Regions from separate parts of the Homo sapiens genome. Here region 2 is linked to region 1. A link is a contact called in ENCODE Hi-C or POLR2A ChIA-PET data. All regions are on one chromosome and are shown on one strand. The core of a region is the stretch at or near the end of the contact, and the rest is flanking DNA. Distances in the headings are between cores, read along the strand shown. Region 1 holds the start of PLK1 (polo like kinase 1). Region 2 has its middle 29 kb from the start of PRKCB.

Evidence for each region. A loop is a pair of places that touch in the nucleus more often than their neighbours do. ChIA-PET counts read pairs that join two places held with the same protein, here RNA polymerase II (POLR2A). Pooled maps may share reads with other maps.
Region 2: a map of Calu3 shows a loop between it and region 1 (3-fold over the local background). The contact joins the enhancer-like site here to the promoter of PLK1 in region 1. A Hi-C loop is called at or near these places in 1 of 168 maps with a recorded cell type or tissue (Calu3) and 5 of 50 pooled maps. POLR2A ChIA-PET finds 5 or more read pairs at or near these places in 1 of 52 experiments (OCI-LY7).

What each region holds. Positions count from the first base shown.
Region 1 is chr16:23,676,596-23,680,716 of GRCh38, forward strand. It overlaps PLK1 (polo like kinase 1), which reads left to right and starts at 2,294. Exons shown (of 10, transcript NM_005030.6): 1 at 2,294-2,745; 2 at 3,489-3,657. The coding sequence starts at 2,338. It overlaps DCTN5 (dynactin subunit 5), which reads left to right. Exons shown (of 6, transcript NM_032486.4): 6 at 1-877.
Region 2 is chr16:23,805,226-23,809,346 of GRCh38, forward strand. No RefSeq gene overlaps it. Among named protein-coding and RNA genes, the nearest start is that of PRKCB, 29 kb to the right of the region's middle. Within about 2 kb of position 1,931, at least 3 of the 41 ENCODE cell types and tissues checked have a DNase peak (open chromatin) inside an H3K27ac peak, as active enhancers do; they include OCI-LY7, where a contact is called at or near this core.

The sequences.
Region 1 (4,121 bases), core at 1,044-3,543:
GGCTTCCTAAGATAGACTTTATGGTTAATGGGATTTATTTTAGCTGGTTAAGTCCAGGACCCCTACCAGGAAGAACTGAGGTCCATATTTGAGGTTGGTCTCACCCTTTTGCATGTGGTCCTACTAATAATAATTTTGCTGTAAAGAAGCCTCAATAAGGAGATGGACTGTGTGAAAAGAGATGAGAAAGCAGGCCTGTTTGCAAGGCTGGCCCTTGGCTGGCATCTGAAAGCTTGGATTTCAGGAGGGTTCTCATTACTCCCTAAATGATAAGAGTGGCTCACTGTGCCTAAACTGTTCGTACAAACAATGTGGGTTATGCCCAACATCTGCTTTCCTTCTGGGAGTCAGATTTTCATATGTGTTAGGCAGAGGATGAGGTGAGCAGCTCCCAATGAGAACCCTGAACACTGAGTCTGTAATGAGCTTCCCTTGTATACAACATTGCACATGGGTTGTCACAACTGATTGCTGGAGGAATTGTGTCCTATGTGACTCTGCTGGGAGAGGACTGTGGGAGGCTTACACCTGGTTTCCCTGGACTTTGTCCATGCGCTTTTTTCCTTTGCTGATTTTGCTTCCTAGCCTTTCGCTGTAGTAAAACATAGCCATGAGTATGACTACAGGCTGAGTCTGTGAATCTCCTAGTACATCATCAGACTAGGAGGTGGTGGTGTTGGCACCCCCCAGCACAGGGCACAAGGGAGACTTGCAGGGTGTTTGTCATGTTCCCTTTCTCAATCTGGGTGTGGTTTACAGATTTGTTCAGTTTGTGAAAATTCACTGAGCTCTATGAACAATTATAATATGTACATTTTTTTCTGTAAGTGTATTAAATTTCAATAAAAAGAATTCACACTATAGGGGTACAAAATAACTTAATTTTTCAAAGTCTTCCTTTTATTCAGCCAACATTTTAGTAAGTACCCTTTTTTTTTTACCAAGCACTGCTCTGGGAGCTTGGGACATGGGGTAGAAAGGACGGCATCATTGTCCTCATTGTCCTTCAGCTTAGCTGCAAGGCAGGTGAAGGATGCTTATAGTATGGTTGATTTTTGCTGGGCTCTATGAAGGATCAGAGGGTGCTAAGGAGGCACAGAGAAAGAGCTTTTAACGTGGGTATTTTACTGTTCCAGGGTTGCCACTCAAGTACCTACAGAACAAACGGGTGTAGCTGTAAACTGTGGCAAACTGAAAGCATGTAGGCACAGAGTAAGTAGCTAGAGCTGATTTTTTTCAGGAAAGGCCACAAATCCCAACTTTTATGAGCTCCTCTTTTAAATGCTGTAAATGTTTTACAATGGCGGGGCGCGGTGGCTCACGCCTGTAATCCCAGCATTTGGGAGGCCGAGGGGCAGATCACTTGAGGTCAGGAGTTCAAGACCAGCCTGGCCAACATGGTGAAACCTCTTCTCTACTAAAATTACAAAAATTAGCCGGGCATGGTGGTGCATGCTTGTAATTCCAGCTGCTAGGGAGGCCGAGGCGGGAGGATTGCTTGAACCCGGGAAGCAGAGGTTGCAGTGAGCTGAGATCGTGCCACTGCACTCCAGCCTGGGCGACAGAGCAAGATTCCGTCACACACACAAAAAAAAGGCGTGGGGGGAGGCCAAACAAAACCCCGCAAGACACATTTGGCTATGACCTGCCAGTTTGCTAGGCATTCTTCCAACCTTCCCTCCCTCTGACCAAGAAACTGAGTGTCCACTATTTTAGGCCCTGGGAAATTCAGTAGCGAGGAGGCCAGACAGCTTCGTTGCATCATGGGGGGCTCTGGTACTGTGCTTCTCCAACTTCAGGATGTGTAGGAATCACCTGAGCAGTCTTGTTGAGAGGCGGACACTGACTCGGGAGGTCTGGGGTAGGGCCTGAACGTTTGCCTTTGCGGTTCTAACAAGCTCTCAGGTGATGGCGATGCTACTGTTCCCTGGCCCCGAGGTAGAGGAAGATTTAAGTAAAAGCTTCCTGGAGGAGGCGCAAGTGAACCGCAGGAGCTTTCCCGGACGCCCGAGAAAGGGAGAAACCCCGAAGGAATTCCTCCTCTCTCGGGGCTGGGTCTCCGCATCCACGCCGGGTTTGGTTTCCCAGGCTATCCCACGTGTTCGGGCGTCCGTGTCAATCAGGTTTTCCCCGGCTGGGTCCGGGTTTAAAGGCTGCTGCTGCGCAGGGCGCTCCCATGGTGCCGCGCGGCGGGCGGGTTTGGATTTTAAATCCCCGCGGCCAATCAGTGGCGCGCAGGCTTTTGTAACGTTCCCAGCGCCGCGTTTGAATTCGGGGAGGAGCGGAGCGGTGCGGAGGCTCTGCTCGGATCGAGGTCTGCAGCGCAGCTTCGGGAGCATGAGTGCTGCAGTGACTGCAGGGAAGCTGGCACGGGCACCGGCCGACCCTGGGAAAGCCGGGGTCCCCGGAGTTGCAGCTCCCGGAGCTCCGGCGGCGGCTCCACCGGCGAAAGAGATCCCGGAGGTCCTAGTGGACCCACGCAGCCGGCGGCGCTATGTGCGGGGCCGCTTTTTGGGCAAGGGCGGCTTTGCCAAGTGCTTCGAGATCTCGGACGCGGACACCAAGGAGGTGTTCGCGGGCAAGATTGTGCCTAAGTCTCTGCTGCTCAAGCCGCACCAGAGGGAGAAGATGTCCATGGAAATATCCATTCACCGCAGCCTCGCCCACCAGCACGTCGTAGGATTCCACGGCTTTTTCGAGGACAACGACTTCGTGTTCGTGGTGTTGGAGCTCTGCCGCCGGAGGGTGAGTGTCGCTGCTGGGGAACTGGAACTGCCTGCGGGGCAGTTGGAGCGCCCAGACCTGGAGCTGCTGGAAAGAGTACCCAGCAAGGGAGAGCCTGGGACTTGGAGCTGCTAGAGAAGGGTGCTGGGAGCCTCCCGCTTACGTATGGAAAGTGTCTTTGGTAAGGGCTTCTTGGCTCTGGGAGCTGCTAGAGGAGGGGGTTCCAGTGAAGTGGAGTCTGAGTCATGTTGCTGATAGGGAAGTCAGCTTCTGGACGCGAGGTGCTGGGGGGAGGGGTGCTGGTAATGGACGCTAGGGCCCTGGAGTACCCAGGGAGGAGTCCCAGGTTAGTGATGCCGCGCCCTGGGAGCTTCTGGGGTGGAGCTGGGTCAGTGGGGGGGTAGTTGGAGCCAGACTTCGGGCCTTCCGGGGGAGATACGAGTCAGGAAAGGGATCTGGTGCTGGGGACTCGGAGCTTCCGGAGTGGGGCTGAGAGAGGACCCCCAGGTAAGGGGGGAAGCTAGTAGGAGAAGGGGTGCTGCGAATGGTTGTGGACAGTGTTAAGGCAGGGTCCAGATGCCGCTGTGCTGGAGAAGGAATGGGGTGGGGGCATAGGGAAGGAGAGAAACCCACCAAGACCCCTCTTTCATCCCTTGGGAGTCCAGAGTCCAGTCCTGTGCTTCCTTTGCCTGGTAACCCTCTCCCTTCCCCACCGGCCTCAATCCACCTCCCCATCCCTCCTGCCCTCTCCTTCCCACCCACAGTCTCTCCTGGAGCTGCACAAGAGGAGGAAAGCCCTGACTGAGCCTGAGGCCCGATACTACCTACGGCAAATTGTGCTTGGCTGCCAGTACCTGCACCGAAACCGAGTTATTCATCGAGACCTCAAGCTGGGCAACCTTTTCCTGAATGAAGATCTGGAGGTGAAAATAGGTGAGTTGCTGAGCCTGCAGGGGTGCTTGACATCACTACAAGAGGCTGGAATTTGGAGGAGGCTGGGAGAAAGGAAGGAGACAACCCACAAGTCAGTATCTTGCCTACAGATGCATTATTTTTTTGTGCCCCAATGCAATATTTTTTTTTTACAAAGAATTTGAATTTGTTTTTATTTTTTAAATTGGAAGGTTTGATTGAACAAAAAGTTTGATTCAGAACTCCTTTTAAACAGGTGAAAGCTTCAGTAATACGAGGACAGCATTTTCTTAGGGCAGCCCTTTGCTGGGCTGGAAAACAGCTGTCCCCTTCAGACTTCTTTGCCACAGTCTCTACTCCTCCCTATTCTTCACAGACTTGCCAAGTCTTGGAGGTTAACTTGCTTGATCCTTGAAGGCATTGGAGTTTTACTATCCCTGTCAGTTCCTGTTTCAAAGCATAGCCCCTTTCTAAAAGGAGGGGTG
Region 2 (4,121 bases), core at 681-3,180, 130 kb after region 1:
TTTGAAACAGGGTCTCACTCTGTAACCCAGGCTGGAGTGCAGTGGCACAATCTTGACTTGCTGCATCCTCAACCTCCCGGGCTCAAGCAATTTTCCCACTTCAACCTCCTAAGTAGCTGGGGTGACAGGCTTGCACCACCATGTCTGGCCAATTTTATAATTTTTGGTAGAGATGAGGTCTCACTATATTGCCTAGGCTGGTTTTGAACTCCTGGACTTAAATGATCCTCCCGTCTCTGCCTCCCAAAGTGCTGGAATTACAGGCATGAACCACCACTCCCGGCTCTCCTAATATTTTTTATTTGAATATTTTCTAGAAAAATAACATCGTAAAATTCAGAGTAACAAAATGTATACAATGAACACCTAATTTCTCTCTTACTTTCACCCAAGAAACAATTACAATTAATGTTCTCTTATGTAAATTCCTTGTGATATGATCTTTGTAGTGTCTCTATGTGTGTGTCTCTATCTCAATCTCTAACTCTGGATATCATCCTCCATTCTTTTTACACAAGTGGGTATGTCACCTACAGACTTTTATGTCCCCAGTGCTACAACTTGTAAATTGCTTAATGTCAGAGCCCATAAAAATCTACCTCATTTAAAAAAATGGCTGTGTAGCATTCTTCTGTGGAAGTTCTGTAATATAACAAACACTCTCCCATTGAGTGGGAAACATTGTTTCTCATCTTTTGCTACTATTAATAATGTCAAAAGAAATAACTTTGAGCAAATATCTTTACTCAGATTCCAGCTTATGTCTAGGATAAATTCTCAAAACTAGAGTTCCTGGGTCAAAGGATTTTTTTTTCTTCCTCATTTCTAATTTTTGATAGCTATTTCAGAATCTCCTTCCAAAGAAGTTGTACCAGTTTATGCTCACACCAACAATGTGTGAAGCTGGATTTTTTTTTTTTTTTAAGACAGGGTCTCACTCTGTCACCCAGGCTGGAGTGCAGTGGTTCGATCTCGGCTTCCAGGCTCAAGCTATTCTCCTGCCTCATCCTCCTGAGTAGCTGGGATTACAGGCATGTGTCACCACACCTGGCTAATTTTTGTATTTTTTGTTTTAGTAGAGACAGGGTTTAGTTATGTTGGCCAGGCTGGTCTCAAACTCCTGGCCTCAAGTGATCTGCCTGCTTTGGCCTCCCAAAGTTCTGGGATTACAGACATGAGCCACCACACCTGGCCAGAAGCTGAAGCTGGTTTTTTTTTTTTTTTTTTTTTTGAGATGGAGTTTCACTCTTGTCGCCCAGGCTGTGAACTCAGCTCACCGCAACCTCCGCCTCCCGGGTTCAAGTGATTCTAGTGCCTCAGCCTCCCTAGTAGCTGGGACTACAGATGTGAGCCACCACATCCAACTAATTTTTGTATTTTTAGTAGGGACGGGGTTTTACCATGTTGGCCAGGCTTGTCTCGAACTCCTGACCTCAGGTGATCTGCCCGCCTCAGCCTCCCAAAGTGAAGACATTTATTTATATAAATGAAGAAAGTATACAGATAAATTACACAAACACAAATTAGAGAAACTTTGATCTCTCTCTTCTACTTACTAAATTAGCAACAACAGGTAATACCCCTGCCCAAGTGGTGATGCTATAAAATGTTACAGCTCTTTGGGAATACAATAAGGCAAACATAAGCCATACAATTGTTCATATTATTCTATTTAATAATCCCACTCCCATGAATTTATCCTAATAAAATTAAAAACTACTTAAGTATTCAGTAATACTGATGCCCTCTGTTGATGAATCCATTTTCGCCCCCACTTATTTGAAATACCACTTTTATCTTATTTAGGGGTTCAATGACATGGATACTCACAGAAAGTCTTGGGTAACTGAACTCTGAGATCCTGTTCATTTTTATTGCTGACATTTTTGTCTTTCAGATGGTAAAGGAAGTATCTAGAGGAACTGTTGCCTTGGGCCAAATTCTGGCCAACCAGGTGGAACAAGCTGGTGAGGGGAAGTGACAAGGACCTTAGTAGAAAGTGACTGTGTGGGTCTAGACACCCTGTCTGCCTCCTACCACTTTGGTTAACCCTCCAGCTCTTTCCAGCTTAGCTGGGAACATCCCTTGTGGTCAGTATCCTTGACAGCCTAGCACTGTCTCTAATAACAGAAAGTTTGACCAATGAGTTCCCCAAATGTGCCCTCCTTTCTCTTGTCTCCACGTTTTTGCCTCTGCCCTTCCCTTTGCCTGCAATATTTTCCCTCACTTTTAGCCTAGCTAACTCTTCAGCCTTCACATCTGTTTAAAGGTTACCTGCAATGTGAAGGAGATAACATGCTAAGCTAGACACTCCATAATACCTTCTATTTTCTTCTTCTTCTTTTTTTTTTTTTCTTGAGACAGTCTCACTCTGTCACCCAGGCTGTAGTGCAGTGGTATGATCTTGGCTCACTGCAACTTCTGCCTCCTAGGTTCAAGTGATTCTCCTGCCTCAGCCTCCCAAGTAGCTGAGACTATAGGCACCCACCACCACGCCTGGCTAATTTTTGTATTTTTAGTAGAGACAAAATCTCCTGTTGCCCAGGCTGGTCTCGAACTCCTGACCTCAGGTGATCCACTTGCCTCAGCCTCCCAAAGTGCTGAGATTACAGGTGTGAGCCACAGCGCCTGGCCTGCTTCTATTTTCTTAATGGTCTCTATCCAAGATGGATGGGGTGCAGGCAAGAAAGCCACTCAAATTCCAGGGGCCTGATGATCTGGAAAGTGGGCTGAGGTAAATCCCAAGTAAATACTTTCCATTTCCTGTTTGCCTCAGGACTAGAACCAGCTACATAAAAGCCCAATACAAAATGAAACCGTGCTGGGCACAGTGGCTCATGCTTGTAATCCCAGCATTTTGGGAGGCCCAGGCGGGAAGATCACCTGAGGCAAGGAGTTCGAGACCAGCCTGGGTAGCACAGTGAAACCTCCATCTGTACAAAAAATTAAAAAAATCAGCTGGACATTGTGGCATGCACCTGTAGTTCCAGCTACTCATGGGGCTGAGGTGGGAGGATTGCTTAAGCTTGTGAGGTTGAGGCTGCTGTGAGCCAAGATTGCACCACTGCACTCCATCCTGGGCAACAGAGCGAGACCCTTTAAAAAAAAAAGAAAGAAAATGAAAAGAAAGAAAGAAAAAGCCACGCTTCTTTGAGGTGTCATGGAAGTCTAGCTGAAGATTTGTGGAAGTAGGAAATATTTAGTGAACAAAGTCTCCAATGAGATAAGCATGAGTTCCAGAGCCAGAGGCAAGGATAGCACGGAACAGGATTTGGAGTTGGAGGGATACTTCTTTAGACCCTTCTGTGTGACTATCAGGACTGGATGAAGATATTTAGAATCACAAAGAGCTATCTTCATATATGATAAAAACGCCAACAGTGGGGAGAGCATTAGGGAAAAGAGCTAATGCATGCTGGGCTTAATACCTAGGTGATGAGTTGACAGGTGCAGCAAACCACCATGACACACCTTTACCTATGTAACAAAACTGCATGTCCTGCACCTGCACCGTGGAACTTAAAAAGAAAAAAAAACCAGCCAGGTGCGGTGGCTCACACCTGTAATCCCAGCACTTTGGGGGGCCGAGGCCGGTGGATCACCTGAGGTCAGGAGTTCAAGACCAGCCTGACCAACATTGCGAAACTTCGTCTCTACTAAAAATACAAAAATTTGCCGGGCATGGTGGTGGGCACCTGTAATCCCAGCTACTCGGGAGGCTGAGGCAGGAGAATCGCTTGAACCTGGGAGGCGGAGGTTGCAGTGAGCTGAGATCGCGCCATCGTACTCCAGCCTGGGTGACAGAGTGACCCTGTCTCAAAAAAAAGAAAAGAAAAAAAAAAGAAAAGAAACATCAACCGTAAGTCATAAAGGATGGATAGCACACAAAAGACATGCTTCTCACCCCCTCTTAGGTCTGCTTTTTTACTCTAGCCAACACTGTGGTGCCTGGGTGTGCACAGCCATAAACGGGGAGCATCTCCCTTTGGTTGCATTGTGTATCTTTCATTCTCTGTCTCCGGGCTTTTCTGCTTTCTCCAGATGGTAGGACTGTAGGAATCTGCATGAATGAACCACACTGACTCATTCACACACCTGGAAAGGCAAGGGAGCTAACAGCC